Linked DNA regions of Homo sapiens: region 2 is linked to region 1. Evidence: read pairs that join two places in POLR2A ChIA-PET (ENCODE). Cell type or tissue: HepG2. All regions are shown on one strand.

Region 1 (5,000 bases):
TGGAGAATCTCAGAGTTTTGTTTTGTTTTGTTTTTTTTTGGCTCTGGAGTTTAACATTTAACTCTTTCACCTTTTGAGATTCACATATTTCAGTTTGTGGAGCTAGTTGGCCAATCCAAGGATCATTGAACTGGGGACCTTGGAGGAGTGGGGCTTGTCATTGAAGGGCGGATAAGTCAATGGAGGCTTCATGGATTTGAACTTCATTTAAGGGCCTCATCCAGTGTCATTTCTCCCCAGCCCTACAGCATTACAGTGAGAAAACTTACTGATTTCTCCACAGGCATTTATTAATGTATAATCTGGTAAAACACGAAGATACAAAATGGATTTTATGCATTTGAACTTATTAGTCCTTCTCTGTTAGCACATTTTACTGAGGTATATTTTAAAGCATTTTTTAATTGGCATATAAAATTGTATGTATTTACTGCATACAACATTCTGTTTTGGAAGTGTATGAGGTATTTACTTTGTTTGTATCAATAAAGCCAGCTAAGCACTTTATCTCAATCCTCAAAATAAACATATGAGATACTATTGTAATATTCTAATTGAGGAAACTGAGGCTTATTGAATTGCCTAAATTAGTGATAGGAAGCCAGATTGAGTCCATGCACTCTGCTTCTGGAACCTGTGCTGTTAGGCATTTTCATGATGGCTCTGTGGAGGTAAGGCAGTTTTTTAGGTGATTTTTTTTTTCTTTCTTTCTTTTTCTTTTTTTTTTTTTTTTGTCTTTTTTAGGGCATTGAAAAACATATTATTGAGGATACTGAGGAAGCCAGGTTAAACCAAAAAAAATATCCCCGACCTCTCAATATAATTGAAGGACCCCTGATGAATGGAATGAAAATTGTTGGTGATCTTTTTGGAGCTGGAAAAATGTTTCTACCTCAGGTTAGCAAAATATGGGGAGAAATTTTCACAGTTGCATCTTTTCTTTGTCATTTAATAAATGGCGATTTGGGATATATTTCTCAGGTTTTAATTTGGACAAGAGTTCAATGGTATTGGCTAGTCATTCCTTCTCTAAATATGTTTAGGAGTCATGTCTGCAAGAATCCGTCTTCAGAGTGGTGTGGATGTTGGAAATCCGAAAATTCTTAGCATCATAATCTATCATAATCCTTATGTTCTAATTTTTGTATCACCTCTTACCCCCAGTGCCTATCTCTCCCCTCCAAAAGTAAAGTAAAACCCAAGATAAATGTAGAGTTACTAACATTAAGACTTGATTTGACCAGGCACTGTTCATCTGTAAGGATGCATATTTTGAGACAAATGTTACTGTTTTAAATGACGGTACATTAAGTGGTTTGTTTAAAGTAAAACCAGAACTCTTACTTTGATTTACAGCAGCTGCTAACCACATCAGTTAACACATACTTGTTGAGCATGTAGGTTAGTGGCTGTGCGGCATTTGAGAAACTAAAAGGCCTTCATCTTGCCTTAATGTAAGACTGGATTTTAAGTGAGTTTTAAAGCTGGGGATTGAGAAGAGAAGGCTGGGAATGAGCTCATGGTGGAGAAGCTTTGGTCCTGAAGGATACATAGAACTCTTGGATAAAAGATAGAGGGCCTCCTAGACAGAGGAAAAAAAAACAAGCCAAAGTTCAGAAGACAGAAATTGCAACATTTGATTTCCAGCCTTGTTTTCCTTCTGCTGTACCTTATTATTCACTGGCTTTCCCTCTGGGGAGCTTATCCTTTGTTCTGCCTACTGTCAAAAGACTCCAGTGTAGCTGTCCTGAAGTCAAAGCATGCATTCCTAATGTGTGCCCAAATTTCACAAGTGGCCATCAGCAGTTGTTCCTGTGGTTTGGGAAAGATACCTGATCTATGCTTTTTTTCTCAGGTTATAAAGTCAGCCCGGGTTATGAAGAAGGCTGTTGGCCACCTTATCCCTTTCATGGAAAAAGAAAGAGAAGAAACCAGAGTGCTTAACGGCACAGTAGAAGAAGAGGCAAGTCATTTTGTTCAGGCCTATGGGCCTTTAGTGGGTTGACCTGGAAGACTTGAGGTGGTGGTAGGGGCCTAAGCAGTCAGGGTTGGCTGTGTTCGTTATTGAGGATAAAATAGAGAAATGATCCCACATCTCTCCCTTTTTTAACCGAGTATCAGAATACTCTGGGACTTTCTTTTGAATGTAGCTTTATAACATTTTTAATATAGATACAATTTTTCAATCAAAACCCATGTTTTCAAGACAAAGCCAGTTCATTCATTTGTGCCTTCATTACCTGATCATTTACGAAGCTGCTGTGATGTGCCAAGTACTGTGCCAGGCACTGCTCACTCAAAGGTCTGTCCCCGCCCTTGAGGTCATTGAGTCATGCTTGTTTTTAGAAAACTCTTAACTGAATAGTCTTTCTGCTGGTGATGTCCTTGGCACCACTTCTGGATTCAATTTAATTCTTGTTGGCTGCACCACCAGAGTAAATCATTAAGCTTTTTGACCTTGTTTAGCTCCCTGTGAAGCTCAGACAGCTTTGGCCCCTAGGATTCTGAATTTTTAAATTGATCTGTTTGTGAATGGCTCAGACAAACACAGAGTTTATAAAAATCCTTCTTGTTTTGCTTTTTTTCTTTTTTTGGGGCAGTAGTGGGGGATGCTAACTGTGCATAGAACAACAGTGCTGAGGAAAGATACTCACGTGCCCTCTGTCTGGGCTGTTGTGGTTTTTCAGATTCAGATGGGACATACACATACAGTTAACCTGTTCCTTCCCCTCTCCCCTGCCTCTCCCTTAATGGCTAACCGTAAACATTTGTCAAATAAGTTCCCCCGCACCCAGAGTTAAGGATGTGGTCTTCAGCTGTGGTGCTGTTTTGTGTGTGAACATCAACTATTCTTTGAAAGGATGGGACCTCCTGATCTTGGCTGAAGCCCCTTGGGCTAGCCCATTAGGTGGGCCTCCTTTGAACTGTTTGGGCTTCGGTTTCCAGGTCTGTCTTTGAGGTGCTCTTGGTTGTATTGAATTGCTTTCTGTGCTGGCCCCTGCCTGGCTCTGGAGAACTAGGTGTTCCACCCTAAACAACCCTGCCTTGCTGAGCTGCTTGGCTTCCTTTCCAGGACCCTTACCAGGGCACCATCGTGCTGGCCACTGTTAAAGGCGACGTGCACGACATAGGCAAGAACATAGTTGGAGTAGTCCTTGGCTGCAATAATTTCCGGTAAGTTAGGACCTCACCTCTTTCAACCCCTTTTCCATTTAAAAATGAAAGCCTTTTAACAGAATAATTCTTCAATGGGTGGGAAGAGTAGGGCATGGCAGTGGATGTTAGAGGTTATTTTTTATTTCTTTTTGCTTGCTGTGTTTTTGAATTTTCTACGTGAACACAGCATTTCAAATGAAATAAGTTAGTAATTATCCGTGTTCAAAAAGGACATAAAGAATAGTAAAAGCTATTCAAGTGGGGTGGAAACCGTCCAGAGGATTCCTGGGGTTGGATGTTGGGACAGAGGTGCTAATAGCCGGAATATCAGGCTCCTTCCCATGGCCAGTGGTGTTCATCATATCCTCTTTTTCCTTTCAATAAACTTAGATTTTAGAACCGAGATCTTATGAGACCTTGGCTAAACAGTTTTACAGGAAGGCCTTCTCTGTACAAGTCTCAGTTGGCTTTGCTTAGAGCCAGGACCCTGTGTTCTTGGTGATTAAGCTAGATTTTGGAATGTTGTATACAAGTAAAACCCCTTTCTATCTTATTATAATTAATAAATATTCATAACAAAATCATTTGCATGTGAGAGCTGATGACCTGTAGTAAGTATGTGTTTCGCTTAGATTTGAACATATTCTTTGTAATGAAAAGCCTGATGGAAATAATGCTTTCCCATATCCATGTCCAGCCAACAGTCCTTTTGAGTCATAGACTTCTTTCCAATGTGCCATTTTCTCTAGATAGAGAAGAAAATTGACTGGAGCTATCCCTGTACTCCTCAGTTCTCTTCTTTGCTGTCAAGTAACAATTACCTGCTAAGCTGTGTCCCTGCTGTCAACATTTTTATCCATCTCTGCCTTCAAGGCTCATTAAATGCGGCTAAGAACCTTTCAGGAAGGCTGGAGACAGAGAAGCAGTGTCAGGAAGGCATTTTTTTTTCCCTCTGACTGTCTTCACAAGCATTTCTATTTACCTGCTCACTTACTGTCTAAAGACTTAGCGTTCTCTCCTAGTCCTAGAAACGAGGAATACTATTTCTATCCATGTACTTACTATTTTTTAAAGAGATAAATTTATTGAAGATAGATAGTTGTAATGAAATTTTACCTATATAATAAATATTTGGATAAGGTGTTCGCTTCCTAAAGTCTACAAAGCATTTCTGCTATAGGCTTACCTTTGCAAACCTGAGGTTGTTGGTTCCTGTTTGCATTCATCACAGTCAGTTAAAATTCACTTCAGTTAATGTTTATAGATCATCTTCTACTTACCAGGCATTATACTAGAGACACCAAAATGATTTAGTTGACTTTTCTCCTTGAAAAAGTTTACTGTTTCTCAGGCTAAATAGCCAGGTACATGTTCAGCCTTAATGGGACAAGAACCATTGAAGAAAGTGACTTGTAGGTAAACTTCCTAAAAGTGATTCTTGAGGTATCATTGTCATGTGCTTTATCATCATTTATTTTGATCAGTGGATTCTTAGCTGAGAGTATTATACTAGCAATGTTTATTTCTCCAGTAAAGACATTTTAAGAAGCCAGGGAACATTGTGGCATTTCTCCAGGGTGCTACTGGAACTGAATGTCAGCAGTTGTGAAGACTGCGTATTAAGCCTGAGGCTTTCCTGCAACAAACCCAGTTGCTATGTGTTGGGCACTGAGGGTTTGCGTATCTTTGCTAATAAGTCTAACTGGAGAAACACTTTCTGATGAAACGTTACTTTCATTTTACAAAAACAAGTGAATGTGCAAACTTCATGTCAAACACTCCTTTGGCTTGTGTGTGATAACACATAGACTCTTCCATTGGTGAGTTTAATTTTATGGTGTCAG
Region 2 (5,000 bases), 61 kb before region 1:
TACCAACAGATTTTCTGAAGGAAGACTTCTTAGTTTCTCTAAATGGGAAATCTTACATTATCCTCTAAAGGAAAAATAAGCAAGTAGTTGAGGAAACTATGTTTTTTTTTTTCCCCCTTTTTCTTGAGACAGTCTCACTCTGTTGCCCAAGCTGAGGGCAGTGGCGTGATCACGGTTCACTGCAGCCTCGACTTCCCAGGCTCAAGCAGTTTTCTTGCCTCAGCCTTACTAGTAGCTGGGACTACAGGTGCATACTACCAGGCTTGGCTAATTTTTGTTTTTTTTTTTTGTAGAGATGAGGCCACTGTGTTGCCCAGGCTGTTTTCGAACTCGTGGACTCAGTGATCCACCTACTTTGGTCTCCCAAAGTGTTGGGATTACAAGTGTGAACCACCACACCCAGCCCAAGTAATGGATTTTTAAGGGCCTCAGTTGCATAGGAGTTTTTTATTCAGGCTGCAAAATTCCTGTGTTTTATTATATATTCCTTTTTATCTGTATTTTCTATTCACAATTCTCTTGTTTCCATAGACCGCCTTTTTCACATATATCCATATATTTATACATTTTGTTGTAAACTCTAGTCTATAGGTATTTTTAATTCACATTGTATATTACATTCTGGAATGTACAAGGAACTAACACAAATCAATAAGAAAACAAATTAGCTTTAGACATTGAAGAATCTCCCCCAACCCATCGTCTATTATTTTTGTCTATGGTGACTTTCGTTTAACAGAAATCCTTGGTTTTTATGTAATCAAATTCATTGTGTTTTTTTTTTTTAAATTAAGAGGTTGGTCTTTTTGAGTCTTAAGAAGTTCCTTTTCATTCGAAGTCATAAAGTTCTTCCCAATAAATTATACAATAAGTTTGTCAGGTTTCTGAAAAACCAAAGCAGATGTTTTTAAACAGCTTTTGATCTCTTGCCTATACGGTGGCTCAACAAACAAGATGCCAGAATTTGCATGTGTGGGGCTGGGTTGTTTTGTGGTAAATAGTGAACTGTCTTAAAGTCCAAAAACAAAGCTTATTATTTCTGGATTGAAAAGGGAATACAGTAAGGGCCCCATGGAAAAGTACTAAGACTTTTTATGAAAATGAGGGGTGGAGGCACTCTGAGTGGTTAGATTTGCTCAACTTGTGTGCACTCGCTCAGTGGAGGAGATAGGAAGAAGGACATGTAAATAATAGGATATTGATTGATATTGATTAATCATTTTGCCGATGCCAAAGGACATACTTCACTGTCTGTGGAAAAGATTGCCTTTTTCTCCCTAGGAAGTTTGAATACCTTTTAAATATGAAATTTCATGTGCATGACCTATTTCCCCACTGCCACACCTCATGCTCACACTAGGCTTATGATTCAGTCACCCACTTAAGTTCACGTGATGTCATTTCAGGGAGAATTGCAGCTACATCCTTTTGAGAAGAAAGCGATTCAGCTGGGCATGTAGGTTAGAGTCTTTAGTTCTTAGTCTTCTCATTCCTCCTGTGAAATTATCTACATTTAACAGCTTTCACTGAGTATTTTCTTCTTTCACTCGACTGTTAGAAGACATTTCCCAACCTGCAAATATGCCATTCCTGCCCCAACATGACCAACTGAGAGCTTCAGGCTTTACATGATTTTTCACAGCCCACTGAGCTTTGTAATATATAGAACACAATCTTTAGAGCTTCAGTCCTTGCTGTGCTATAATACCAACATAATAAGAGTAGCTAATATTTATCAGATGTTTACTATACATCAAACACCAATGTCTCATTTCATGACTTGTGTGACTTAAGAGGTCCAGTTCTTAACACATGGTCTCATTTTAGTATCACAGTTCTGATGATGAAGGCAGGGCTGATGTTTCCTCATCTTGCTGAAGCATGGAGAGGACTTGTCTAAAATCCCATAGCTACTAAGGGGAGCTGGGGCTAAAACCCAGATTTCTTGGGTTTTCACACCCTGCTACTATTAGCTTAAGCCTATCAAATTCTGAGTGCTTATTGGCTGATAGGATAGTCACATCATGGAGTGCCTAAATTAACACTACATGTGAATTTACCGTGTCGACTATAGCTTGAAATGGCGCCCACTGCCTGATGCCTACCAGTCTTTCTATTATACATGCTTCATTAAGCCCTACCTTTTCTCCACATTTCCCAAGAAGTGATTTTCTTTGGTTCTTGAAGTACTTTTGTACAGATCATTGGAGCTTAACTTCGTTCCTTTATCAGGAAGTGTTTTATCTCACCTGCAAGTTCAGTAAACACAATTAGCAAGTGAGGTGGCTTTGGAAAGGAATAGTACACCCTGAAAGAAACATAGTGCCCAGAAACTAGATATTGGATATTGCAAATTTTTCTTTTAGGTTACTAGAGCCACCTTCCTGAAGCCCACTTGGAGAAAGTCACTCAAAATAGTTCTGTGACCACCATTTAGCCCCAGTTCTCATATTGTATACTTGAGACTCTGGACAGTAAGACGAGGCAGGGTTGTAAGTTTGCACCCAATACCAGCTTACAAATATTCTTACATTACTGGTTTGGGTTTTAAATTATCTTTGCCTCTTCTTTCTCATCTTCCCTCACTTTTTTGTCATTTCAATTAAAGAAATATTTGCCAAGTACTGACCTTAGTGTTGCTAGGCATGAGTTCCAAGGAGCTCAGATAGCTTAGAACCAGCCCCATTTGACTTGAGCTTTTCTCGCCTCTTAGCACAGAAGGAATGGGTTGGCGTCATTATGGTTTGTTTTGAGTAACATGTATTCAGTCTGATATGCTATAGGGAGTTGTTGAAGGTGTTTGAGCAGGGGAAGCAACTGGTTTAAAATTGTTGTATAGGAAGATAAATCTGGTAGTGGTGCACAGGATGGATTAGAACACAGGGCGACTGGGTATGGTGGTGATCTCTTACCTTTGTAGGACACTTGATAGTTTACAAGGCACTTCCATAGATGTATGATCTCATTTGCATGGATGCAAACTAGAGCTCAGAGAGGATTGGTGATAGCTGGCCTGTGTAGTAAGGGGTTGAAGAAAGGGGTTGTCACAGGGCGAGGAAGGTGGGACCATTGTGCATGGCATTTTAGAGGCCAAATCTATAAGGCTTGGGATCTAAGTAGATGTTGGTTATCAGGGAGAATAAGGAGTCAGATAATACTGAGATTTTATGGTTAGTCTTCTGGGAAGGGTGTTGCCATTTACAGAAATCAGGAGATGAGACAGAGAATATATGCAAGTTTGGTTTTGAATATTAGATTGAGGGGCAGGTGGGTAGTTGAGGTAGCCATATCCAGTGGACAGTTTAAAAGCTGGGTCTAAGATTGGGGCCAGGTGTTTTTGATATTTAGAAGGTCATTGGTGACTTTAGAAAGTAATTTCAGGAGAGTGGTGGAGGAGGAAGCCATGTCAGAAGGATAAGAAATCGGTGGTTGCTGAGGTGGAACTGTGGGAGTGGGAAGGGCTAGATGAGGGAGCAGTGGGAGGTGTTGGTCATCATGCGCTTTTCCTTAGGTACAGAAAGAAGGGAAATAGAGTGAGCCAGACTGCAAGAGGATTTTGAGGTGGAGAGGGTGTGAGTTTGAGGAGCCTCCAACAGAAAACTTCTTTGTACGGGATTAGGTGAAATCACTTGTGGAGTGAGGAGGAAAAGGATTTGGTGCTAAAAAAAAAAGTAGAAATTGGGACAGTAGATGTTGGAAGTATTGAGGGAGGTCAAGAAAAGGTGAACCAAAGGAGGCTGAACGTTGCAAGTTTTCAGTGACTCCAGTCAGCATAGTTTTGTGGCTTTCCAGTAGGTCGTAGAAACCAGAAAGCAGGATTAGAAGGAGTAAGCATTGGGCCCTTTTCTGGACTGGGAATTAGAAGTCAAGGAGCATGGGGAGAGTTGAGAAGTTCAAGGGTGTTAGCCAGTTATTATTTCATAGTTGGGCAGAGGTGAGTAAAACTCTGTTTGCAGGCCATTATTAGTTCTGGCAATAGGTGAGGGAGAAGGTCAAAGCTAATATTTTAAAGAATAGTTTGGAATTATTGATGGTTTTCAATTATCTCTGCTAAATCATTTTATTTAGGGAGTATCTGCACAGAATTAACAAGGAAAGAGAGCAAAGTCTTGTATCACTGGCCCATTATTGCCTGTTTTCCTCATCTGTAAAACAGGAGTAGTGTAGCCTACCTTCACCTTGGTTTCGTGCTTCACCAGGAATTTTGTGCTGTGTGCAATCTTGTATTAGGCATTGTCACGACTTAATGACCTTTTTGGGCAGCGTTTTCCTATATAGAGTTATGAGTGCATCTTTTATAAACTCCATTTACTCCTTATTGGAGATTATTATAAATTTCTCTAAAGCTCCTCCCTCACACATCTTTTTCACCTTTCATTCTTTGAAGTCAAACTTTCACTTTCTTTAAAGAAGGTCTGAAGAAAACCCTGCGGGATGAGATCAATGCCATTCTGCAGAAGAGGATTATGGTGCTGGATGGAGGGATGGGGACCATGATCCAGCGGGAGAAGCTAAACGAAGAACACTTCCGAGGTCAGGAATTTAAAGATCATGCCAGGCCGCTGAAAGGCAACAATGACATTTTAAGTATAACTCAGCCTGATGTCATTTACCAAATCCATAAGGTAAAGTATTCCCAGGTTCCCATGTGTATTCATTCTGTTATTCTGCAAGCTGTTTCATGTATCAGGGCAGGCTGCTATGCCGAGTGCTCCGGAGAATAAAGAATAAAGAGGCAATTTATTCAGAAAGCAGGTTTTGGACATCAAATAAAAGTTATGTACTGTGTTAAGCACTCAGGATAAGGGAATGAGGTAGGTAGGTTTTCTGCCCTTGAGGCATGTAAACTCTAGTGAAAAACTATGAGAATCTGGACAAATAAGGGTTTTCACACTAGTGAGTGTGAGAAAACTATCTTATTTAAGTTACTGCAACAGCCCTGATGAAGAAATGCTTAAAGGTGGTTGGTATCTTAGCTTTGGCTGCTGTATTACCTGTTA

Evidence for each region. ChIA-PET counts read pairs that join two places held together with the same protein. Peaks named below come from ENCODE experiments on the same cell type or tissue, not always from the same donor. Only the 100,000 strongest peaks of a DNase experiment are listed, where the experiment ranks them.
Region 2: POLR2A ChIA-PET joins it to region 1 with 5 read pairs; 7 of 35 experiments call an interaction of 5 or more read pairs at or near these places.

The regions. Positions count from the first base shown.
Region 1 is chr1:236,860,381-236,865,380 of GRCh38, forward strand. It overlaps MTR (5-methyltetrahydrofolate-homocysteine methyltransferase), which reads left to right. Exons shown (of 33, transcript NM_000254.3): 20 at 745-897; 21 at 1,856-1,963; 22 at 3,074-3,174. Among named protein-coding and RNA genes, the nearest start is that of MTR, 68 kb to the left of the region's middle. In HepG2, no CTCF peak of the experiment used is centred here; DNase peaks (open chromatin) are centred at 1,701 and 2,421.
Region 2 is chr1:236,799,018-236,804,017 of GRCh38, forward strand. It overlaps MTR (5-methyltetrahydrofolate-homocysteine methyltransferase), which reads left to right. Exons shown (of 33, transcript NM_000254.3): 2 at 4,411-4,625. Among named protein-coding and RNA genes, the nearest start is that of MTR, 6.2 kb to the left of the region's middle. In HepG2, no CTCF peak of the experiment used is centred here; no DNase peak of the experiment used is centred here.